Linked DNA regions of Homo sapiens: region 1 is linked to region 2. Evidence: chromatin loops called from intact Hi-C (ENCODE). Cell type or tissue: PC-9. All regions are shown on one strand. Each heading gives the region's core, and the rest is flanking DNA. Links, peaks and the distances in the headings are about the cores only.

Evidence for each region. Hi-C counts contacts between places; a loop is a spot of excess contacts. Peaks named below come from ENCODE experiments on the same cell type or tissue, not always from the same donor. Only the 100,000 strongest peaks of a DNase experiment are listed, where the experiment ranks them.
Region 1: it touches region 2 in a loop (4-fold over the local background); 1 of 110 quality-filtered maps calls a loop at or near these places.

The regions. Positions count from the first base shown.
Region 1 is chr3:65,994,214-65,999,591 of GRCh38, reverse strand. All of the region lies in intron 1 of MAGI1 (membrane associated guanylate kinase, WW and PDZ domain containing 1), which reads left to right. It overlaps LOC124900543 (a long non-coding RNA gene), which reads left to right. Exons shown (of 2, transcript XR_007095951.1): 1 at 1-5,378. Among named protein-coding and RNA genes, the nearest start is that of MAGI1, 42 kb to the left of the region's middle. RefSeq lists an enhancer at 1-9. In PC-9, for the core only: no CTCF peak of the experiment used is centred there; DNase peaks (open chromatin) are centred at 2,741 and 4,321; H3K4me3 peaks cover 662 bases; H3K27ac peaks cover 2,117 bases.
Region 2 is chr3:66,112,817-66,118,194 of GRCh38, reverse strand. No RefSeq gene overlaps it. Among named protein-coding and RNA genes, the nearest start is that of MAGI1, 77 kb to the right of the region's middle. In PC-9, for the core only: no CTCF peak of the experiment used is centred there; a DNase peak (open chromatin) is centred at 2,124; H3K27ac peaks cover 1,393 bases.

The DNA of each region.
Region 1 (5,378 bases), core at 272-5,271, 120 kb after region 2:
GGTCTGAAAGTATATGTTAAAATAGACTTGTTTTATTCATGGAATATTTCACCATATATTTGCCATAAGGCCTGAAGACTCTGTTAGGTGCTTTTCCCATTTTTTTCCCCTCACACTTGAGGGGTAAAGAAAGATATCGGTAGGTCATAATCATTTATACATGTGAAATTTTGATATTGCATATGCTTGGCACATTGAAAGTAAGCATATCAGTACCATAGATGAGGAAGCATATTGCTCCCAGATTTTATTGATTCTTTCTCATTTCTGCCTGTCTTTCCTCTCCTTATCCCCCTAAATTATAATTTCATTGAAAAAGGGCTTCTTTTCAACACACACTGGTGCCTGTCAGGGAGTGCGGGGTTGTGCGGAGGAGAGCATCAGGAAAAATAGCTAATGCATGCTGGGCTTAATACCTAAGGGATGGCTGATAGGTGCAGCAAACCACCATGGCACATGTTTACCTACCTAACAAACCTGCACATCCTGCACATGTACCCCGGAACTTCAAATAAATTTTTTTTTTAAAAAAGGGATTCTTTTATAGCCCTTACCTTGAGTGATAAAGGGTCAGAATGAAAAGGTACTTCTAGAATGTAATGCGATTTTATCCCCATTTAGATGTGATTCTATTCTCTGTTAAGAAATGAAATAACTGTAAACACAATATGTAAGTGAACTGTTAAACTACTTCCATTAAATGTTTCAAGTAATGGAAATACATCAACACTAACCCTACAAGCTATGTGCCTTAAAAGTTCATAGCCTCATTTTTATGAGCTTCAAGGCTTTTTGCATTAGATGAAAGGAATAGTACCCTGTAAAAATTGGTATCTTATGGGCTTGAAGCTTTCACCAGCATTTTAGGAAAGGAAAGGGTAAAAAAAAAGAAAAACCCCCCAAAAAAACCATCAAATGGTTTCAGAGTATAATCTACAAATGGGATAAGTGATCATTATCTTTTGGCTCTAGTCAAATAAGGAAGGCCTAACAGATTAGTCTTGGTCTCTTAAATCTTAACCTCTAAATATGTAATTTTTATTAAAGGAGTATATTCTAGAGTAAAAACTAGGCTTAATACTTGATTTGTTGCAGAATTGTCACAATTAATGGGTTTTTGCAAGTGCTAACAAGTTGAGTCTTTTCATTTGTTACTTCAGCAAATGTTTATTGAGAGCTTGCTGTATCACTCATTTCTTGGCACGAAAAAGCTATGTAACAAACTACCCTAAACTGTGTGGCATTCAGCATGAAGTATTCTCACACTCAGGGGTCTGCAAGTTGACTGGGAAACTGTGCTGTATGTGTCTCATTCTGCAGCCTGGTCCTGGGACTGACATGACACACTGTCATTTCAGCACATACCCAGAGCAAGTCAGGGAAGTATAGTCTTCCCATGAAGGCTGGGGGAGGAGGAGGGAGAGAATATTTGCCAAAAAAAATAACGGAATCCACCACAACTACTGTTTGTTTTTTTTTTTTTTTTCCCGAGACAGAGTCTAGCTCTGTCGCCCAGGCTGGAGTGCAATGGCGCAATCTTGGCTCACTGCAACCTCTGCCTCCCGGGTTCAAGCGTTTCTCCAGCCTCATCCTCCTGAGTAGCTGGGGTTTCCCCCTGTTGGTCAGGCTGGTCTTGAACTCCTGACCTCAAGTGATACACCCACCTTGGCCTCTCAAACTGCTGGGATTACAGGCAGGAGCCACCACACCCAGCCAACAACTACTATTTTGCCTTGTCTTGTGAGACTAGAGTTGGCGAACAGTCCTTGCTCTCATGGGTCTTAGGTTCCTGGTGTCGAGGGGGAGAGGGTGTGTGTGGAGAGGGAAAAGAGGAAACACAAAAGCAATAGTTGAACAAGAGAATTTTAGATGGTGGGTAGGTTGACTTGGTACAGAACTCCATGAAATTTCATCATGGATATGATATTTTCTTTTTGAGACGGAGTCTTGCTCTGTCGCCCAGGCTGGAGTGCAGTGGCGCGATCTCGGCTCACTGCAACCTCCGCCTCCCAGGTTCATGCCATTCTCCTGCCTCAGCCTCCCGAGTAGCTGGGACTACAGGCACCCGCTACCACGCCTGGCTAATTTTTTGTATATTTAGTAGAGATGGGGTTTCACCATGTTGGCCAGGAAGGTCTTGATCTCTTGACCTCGTGATCCACCTGCCTCAGCCTCCCAAAGTGCTGGGATTACAGGCGTGAGCCACCGCGCCTGGCTGATATTATTTTTACTGAGTTCTGTGAGGCCGATATTCTTTTCTTTGTAGCATGACATTGCAATCATTTTATAAATCTTGGCAAATCTGAATTTTGGTCTGTGGATAAGTTGGTGGAGGTTTTAGTGGTTTGGATCTTGTATAAGGTCTTGCACAGTGCTGCTGGTGGTCAGGGTATGTGAGGAGGTGCTGCCAGACCACTTCCACTGAGGTAGGGTGGGTACATAGATGCATTTTTAAGTACTCCCTACAACAAAAACCATTCCCTGGGGAATGTAAAGTGCTGGAGGCAAAATAATCTGCAGAAGAAAATCTAAAGAACCATATATATCCCAATTAAATTTCTGCCTCTGCTAAGCAAATTGAGAAAATCAGCAGTCTGGTTCCTTTTCAGCTGTGAGAAAATTGGGAATAGAATACCTGACAAGGTGTGTGTTGGAGATGACGTCATTCGTGTATGACAACCACAAGAGTTGCTTGTTAAGAAGCAAGTATGCTAGTCATTTGATGACTTAATCTTTTATCTTGGCCGCCCGGGGCCTTCAGTTCAGGGTGTTGATTTCATCAGAACTAACCTAGAAAGAATGATATGAAACTTCGTGAGTGCCCGGCCCTCCGATGGTCCCAGCTGTCCCAGCACAAGCTGGAGTGTCTATTGCTTTACCTGGCAGAGAGCTCCGGGCTCAGAACAGGAAATGTGGGAGTTCTCCACCCAACTTTGACAGACGGGAGTGGAAAGGAGTGAAGCGAGCGGAAGTCTGACTTCATTTTTGGTTTTCAGACTGTCAGACTGGAAGGGTAACTTTAAGTGGGGGCTCGCTTCCCCCCCCCCCCCCTTAGTTTTTCATTTATAGTTATCACTAAATATATTCCAATGATGGAAAATTACGGCTTTTTACTTGCCATTTGGCAGCTGTGCCTGTATCTCTTTTTTAGTTTTTGGTGTGTATTTTAAATTTAGTTAGGATTGAATGGGGTGGAATTATGAGATTTAAAAAAAAATGAAGTGTTGCACTGTTAATTTAGGGTTAGGTGCAGTATAAAAAGACAAGTTATAATAGTAGCTGGCAATTATTGAGAGCTTATTGTGTTCTGTGTTGCAGGTGAAGACCTTGAAATACATGGTATCATTTTTTTTATCCTCCTTAACATTCTAGGAGGTAGGTGCTGTAATTATTTTCATATTCTAGATGAGGAAACTGAGGCTCAGAGAAGTTCAATAGTTGCCCAGTTGCGAAGTTCAGTAGTGTTACCTAACTAATGAATGGTGGGTCGTAGATTCCAATTTAATTTGTAGGTTCTGGGACCCAAATTCTTAGAACTCTGGTTATTTTTTAGAAAGCTGAAAAAGATCCCGTTTTTGTTTTGTTTTGTTTTTTGAGAAAGGGTCTTTCTCTGTCACCCAGCCTAGAGTACAGTGGCACGATCATAGCTCCCTACAACCTCAAACTCCTGGGCTCAAGAGATCCTCCTGCCTCAGCCTCCTGAATAGCTAGGACTACAGGTGCATGCTACCACACGCAGCTAGCTTTTTAATTGCCGCACAATTTTTTGTCTGAAAATATTCACAGGATTCCCAGAGAACAGACTTAGATAGCTGTTGAGGAGGATAGAAATGAATGCACTGAATAATTACAAATGGGAATAGAAGGGCCCGGTGGAGCAGCGCATGCTCAGCTGGAAGAGATTATGGGAGGTTGTTAAATTTGCTGCTTCAGGAATGTGCTTGCTGGTCTGTCATTTTCTCTCCTTCCCTGACAATAGTTTGAATAGGATTTGAATTTACCATTTGGGGCCTCGTGATACATTTAGGATCTGATCTCTTTCTCAAAAAAAAAACCCTTTAAGGGAGCCGTATATCCTTATGGGGAAATGGATGAAAAGGATGTGTCCTCTTGTCTGTATCACCTCTACTCTTTGAAAAATATTTAAATTTCTTATTAACTTGAGCTTTCAGTGGGATTGAATTGACCTGTCTTATTATTTCTTGGCTCTCCTGCATTGGGACGGTGTGAGCCACTCACCTACTAATGACTCATTGTAATTATTGGCTATTGCTGAACTCCTCTGGACAGCACCATTGTGTAACAAGTCCATCTCTAGACCATATTGCATTTGTTATTTATGTTTTTGCTTATCTCAGCACCTTTATGGAAATGTGTTTCTTGTTGTCTGTCTTCACCAGGGAGAAGCCAAGGCTGAGTGACTCATCAGAGGATCACGGTTCCTTCCGAGTTTTCTAGAGCCTGCAGTATGGGCAAGAGTTGAGGGTCAGTGGGGAACAGACAATGTTTTTGTCCCCGAGAAACTTATATGTGGATGGAGGAGCTTTCTGTCTAAGAACTCCATGCCCCTCAGGTTTAGCACCTGACCACTTAACCCTTTGTTTCTTTCCCATGGTTAAGGGAAACAATGAGTTAATTTCCTCTCTGCAAATGACTGGTCTTTGTGGAGGACAGAGGAAAGAGGAATGGAGCCAGTGATTGAAGTTTGTTCATTCATTGATGTGTGTAAGTTACAGTCAGCTGTTGGCTAGATAGCCTCAGTGAAACCCACTTCATGTGCCTAGAGAGTCCCCTCCTGTTGAAGGTACACAGGGCTTGTGCACCACTTTAAGAGTGTGGTAGAAGTGATGATACTGTGATTCCAGCTAAGCAATTTGAGCCAGCACCCAGCTGTCTGAGCCATTCTAGCTGGGACCCCAGATGGTTCACCCCAACAGATAGCTCAGGGAGCTGAGACAGAAGATACTGCATTCCCTGTTCACATTCTAAATGCACAGAGTTGTAAGAGAGATGAAATGGTGGTTGGTTGTTCTAAGCCACTAAGTTTTGGGTAGTCTGATATAAAACAGTAGATAATTGAAACAGATACATTCAAGAAGTCTTTAGTCAGCACCCAGGGTGGACCGACTGGGTTGCCTGTCTACCTCAGGGGGTGCTTAGCATATGAGGAGGGGAGATACTAATAAGCATTTCTAAGTTGAAAGTATTTTGAAAAGGGCACTGAGTCTCTCACTCTTTGCTGTGTTCTAGAGCATTGCATCTTGGAACCACTCACTTTCATGCTTTAGTCATTTACCAGTGTTTTTTTTTTTTTTTTTGAGATGGAGTCTTGCTTTGTCGCCCAGGCTGGAGTGCAGTGGTGTGATCTCGGCTCATTG
Region 2 (5,378 bases), core at 84-5,083:
AGGCCTCAGGGTAGACCCTGGCCTAAGCCACCAGCTTTTCTTCTTTCTTCATCTTCTGATTTCTCTAGTTGATGTCACCCAGTCCCACGGCTTTAAAATCCACCTACTTATTTGTGGATGACTCCTGGTTAAAAGAGAGGAAGGGAAGTGCTTAGTGCGATGCACTGGCAATGAAGGACCACCCGTTCAGGCTTCATTTGAAGACACAACCTTAAAAGTGAAATTGCCGGGTTGGCTGGCTCACGTCTGTAATCCCAGCACTTTGGGAGGCCAAGGCAGGCAGATCACAAGGTCAGGAGTTTCAGATCAGCCTGACCAACATGGGGAAATCCCTGTCTCTACTAAAAATACAAAAATTAGCCAGGCGTGGTGGTGCACACCTGTAATCCCAGGTACTCAGGAGGCTGAGGCAGGAGCTTCAGCCTTGAACCTGGGAGGTGGAGGTTGCAGTCAGCCGAGATCGTACCACTGCACTCCAGCCTGGGCGACAGAGCGAGATCCATCTCACGGAAAAAAAAAAAAAAAGTCAAGTTGGGGAACTTACAGCAAAACTAAAAAAGCTTTTTCCAAAGTGAAGAGTCCACATAAAACATGTGGACCAGAGTGTGAAATTGAGTATCCTACCTTCTTCATTTCCCACTGGGAGAATTTAAGAATATAAACATGCTGCCTGGACCCACATGTGAGACAGCTGGGCTTCTGTGTAGTTATAGATATACTCTAAACATCACTAAGGCTAGGGCTATGTTCTCAACCGGGGAGTGGTTTTGCCTCCATGGAACATTTGGCAACTGACTGGAGATTTTTTTCAGTTGTCAAAATTGGAGGGGAGGCCGGGTATTGTGGCTCACGCCTGTAATCTCAGCACTTTGGGAGGTGGGCAGATCACCTGAGGTCAGGAGTTAAAGACCAGCCTGGCCAACATGGCAAAACCCTGTCTCTACTAAAAATACAAAAATTAGCTGAGTGTGGTGGTGCCTGCATGTAGTCCCAGCTACCCAGGAGGCTGAGGCAGGAGAATCAATTGAACCCAGGAGATAAAGCTTGCAGTGAGCTAAGATCAAGCCATTGCACTCAAGCCTGGATGACAAAGCGAGACACTGACTCAAAAAAATAAAATAAAAAATAAAAATTGGACGGGAGATGCTAATGGCATCCAGGTAGAGGCCAGGAATACTGCTAAACATTCTACAATTCACAGGACAGCCATCCAGACATTATCTGGCCCCAAATGTCAACACTCCTGAGATTTAAAAACCCTGGGCTGAGGATAAGTCCTTTCTCTTGCCTGTCCCCTCCACCCTCCCATTCTATCCCGCTTTGGAGCTCTCATCCCTTCAATGATGTTCTAATTTAAATACTTATGACTCTATCAGTTTAGACAACTACTTTTCACAGTCTAAGTCTCAGTTTCTGTAGTAGCTAACCTGCAAAGATTGCCTCCCATAAAACACACCTCTTGTATTTATGCCCTCAGATAGTCCTCTATCCTTGAACCTGACTCATTTTAACCAAAGGGATGCCGCAGATGTTACACAAAGCTGGATCTGGGCCTAAGCCTTAGGAAGGCCTGGTGGCTTCTGCTTTTGGGGGCGTGAAGGTGCCATGTACGAAGTCAACATGGAGAGGCCATGTAGACAGAGAGAAGCTCTGAAACTGCATGAGGAGAGAGAAAGGACCTGTGTCCCAGCCGAGCCCAGCCTTCTGACTATTCCTGTCAAGGCATTAGACAAGCCCATTGAGCCTCATGGTAACTGTAGGCAATGCAGACATCCCAAGGAACAGAGGAACTGCCCAGCTGAACCCAGTCAGCTCACAGAATTCTAAGAGGTAACAAAACAGCTATTGTTTTAAGCCAGGGAGTTTTGAGATAGTTTGTAATGCAGCAACAGACAACTGAAACTGTTACCTTATCTCTCTACAATGAAAAGATGGTATGAGATCAGATTTCAAATTATTTTTAGACTCAGAATCCTAAACAAAATCTTATCTGGAAGCACAATATATGTATATCTGTGAGGAATGCTTTTTGAGACGCAAGGACAGAAAACTCTGCACTGGTTTAGACAATAGTGGCTTCTTCCTCACATGGCAAGAAGTCTGGAGCCAGGTGGTTGCCGGAATTGGTTCAGTGACTCACGGAGGTCAGAGCCAATGTTTCTGAGATTCCAGGCATTCCTGTGCTTACAGCCACATGGTCACAAGATTGCTGTTGTAGTGGCAGACATGATGTTAGCATGGAAGGGAGGAGGAAGACAGGAAAGGACCATATCAGCCACATATGTCCCTTTTTAGTAAGAAAATAAAAGCTTCCTAAAAACTTTAGCAGCAACTGCTAAAGTGGCTTATTCTCACATTTCATGGGCTAAAACTGGGTCATATGCCAATCCATAGCTTCCAGGGAGACTGAGAAACTGAGGAAGAGGATTGTCATGAATGACCTTGACCACACTCCATAGCTTGAAGTTGAGCCCATTTCCCTGCACACAAAAATCAGGGTCAGGAAGAAAGAGTGAGGGAAGGGTTCTGAGCAATAAATAACTAGCTTCTGAAACAATGTAAAAAAAAAAAAAAAAGCATAAAATGCAGTTAATCTGATTGAATTAGGGGAGATGGGGCATGTATTTCTATCAGCTCAGCTCCTCCTCTTTCCTGGCTATTTCCCGCTATATCCTGGATCCCAGGGGACTCCAACAAAACCCCAGTACTCCAGAGACCCACGTCTAAAAATCACTCAACTATATCTTAACAAATCTTCCTGCTCTAACATTCTGGAATCTGTACAGTCAATTGATGTAATTTCTTGTCGTTATCAATTTACATACTTTCTATATGGTGGGATAAGCATCTTAAATTTTACCACCTGTCTCAGATTGTGAGAGCTCCCCTTTCAGTATCATGATATTTCATTGTCATTCTTTCATTTATCAAGGTCCTTTAGGAAACCCTCATATCTCTCCCAAGTGTAAAACCAGTAACAGAATAAAAAATATTTTATCGGCCAGGCGTGGTGGCTCACGCCTGCAATCCTAGCACTTTGGGAGGCTGAGGCAAGTGGATTGCTTGAGCCCAAGAGTTTGAGACCAGCAAGCTGTGATCAAGCCATTGCACTCCAACCTGGGCTACAGAGGAAGACCCTGTCTCAAAAAATATATGTATATATTTTTTTCTTGATCATTGTTCCAGTGATCTTCACAAGTACTCTGTGAGGTAGGTATTATTACTCCCATTTTACGGATGAGGGAATGAAACTCAGGAAGACAAGAAACTGGACCACATTTACACAGTTCTGGAACTGCCACCCAAATCATCTGAGCCCATATCAAGAACTCTTTGTACTTACTAAATTCTACAATCTCAGACAAGCATCACGCCTGTAATCTCAGCACTTTGGGAAGCCGAGGCAGGTGGATTGCTTGAGCTCAGGAGTTCAACACCAGCCTGGGCAACATCAGAAAACCCTGTCTCTACCAAAAATACAAAGCAATAGCCCAGCATGGTGGTGCATGCCTGTAGTCCCAGCTATTTGGGAGGCTGAGGTGGGAGGATCGCTTGAGCCTGGGAGGCGGAGGTTGCAGTGAGCCGAGATTGTGCCACTGCCCTCCAGGCTGGGCGATGGAGGGGGGACCCTGTCTCAGAAAAAAGAAAGAAAGAAAAAGGGCTTAAGTTAATATTTAAAAATGTAAAAATATATTAAAAACAGAGGAAAAAAATTCTAGAATTCCTTCCAGTACCTGGGAGTAGAGTAGAGAAAAAGTCAAATGAGGTTTTTGCTCTCATGGTATTTATTTTCTAGATGAGAAAAACACTAAAAAGCACAAACTGGGGCAAGTAAATAAAGCCATGACTCTAGCTAGTACATTAAGGAAAAGATACAACAGGGCAAAGTGTTGAAAGAGTACTGTCAGGATAGGGTGGGAGCTCCTCTCAGCCGGGTTATTGGGGAAGCTTCTCCGAGAAAGTGGTCATTTGTGCTGAGAAAGTCTCAGCCATGAGACTGGGGAAAGAGCTCCAGGTCATCATGAAGAACTTGCGTATCTGAGGCATTTTAAGGAGACCACTGTGGTTGGACTGGTGGAAGGTAGGGAGGAACTGAGGCCAGAGGAGAGGTGAGAGAGGAGAGTGGGAGCCAGCTTGTTCATTTGTACACAACTGGTTACTTCACAAAGCCCACCTTCCCCAGGATGCTATTCAGAAGATGCACTCTGCTTTCACTTTTATCTCCTTTGAGGATCAAGAACTAGAAAGTTCAGACCCCATGATGCAGATTCTGGAACCTAGTGGTTTTCTAAAAGTAGGCTTGGAAGAGAAATGGAGACAGAGAGTCAAAGGATGAATCTTCCTAATCATCTTTCTTTCTTTTTTCTCATTTAGAAGCTGGCACTGACTAGATGAATCATTGTCTTTGCAGCTAAGAATTGCTGCGTCAAGAAGATATGACACTTTATTTTATGGGGCATACACTCCATCTGTAATATATCTCTCCTGGGGTTAGGGAGCCAGTGCAATGATACATGCTCCAAAATAGGCAGGAAGAGTCCTAATGTTCCTAGTTCCACAGCTTCAGAATTTATGGGATAAGCCCTGGCTTTCTATTAGAAACCAACAAATAGAATTGATAACTTTAAAATCCCTCTAGGGTAAGGCAAACAAATGGATTGATGTGTCTGCCAGCAATTAGCAATACCACAGCATTATTGCCCTAATAAACTTCACATAAGGCGTTTGGGTGTTTTTTTTTTTTTAAATTAAGATAAAGACTGGAATTAGAAAGTTAGATGTGCTCCTTTTAAGCTAGAGCACCAGAAAGCTTCCACAGACAAGGAGAATATTTTAGTGTGCAGGTGAGACCTGGAACCTCCACAGGGATTCCAACAAACCCCGAACATCATTTACAAGTTTTCTTTTTTTTGGGATGGAGACTCGCTCTGTTGCCCAGACTGGAGTGCAGTGGTGCAATCTCAGCTCACTGCAACCCCTGCCTCCTGTGTTCAAGCGATTCTCCTGCCTCAGCCTCCCAAGTTGCTGGGATTACAGGCACCTGGCACCACACCTGGCTAATTTTTGTATTTTCAGTAGAGACGGGGTTTCATCGTGTTGGCCAGGCTGGTCTCGAACTCCTGACTTCAGGTGATCTGCCCGCCTTGGCCTTCCAAAGTGCTGGGATTACAGGCGTGAGCCACCGTGCCCAGCACAAGTTTTCATAACAAGACACTGGGAAAGAAACTGGAGGTAAGCACCTTTGCCCTTTGATCAGAGGGCTAAGATACTTTTTTAAAAAGTTCAACATGATGGTGGTATAACCTGAAACAAACCAATGACTGAGGGGTTGATACTGTGCAAGCACCATCCTCACGTGCCTGCATACCTGACGATAA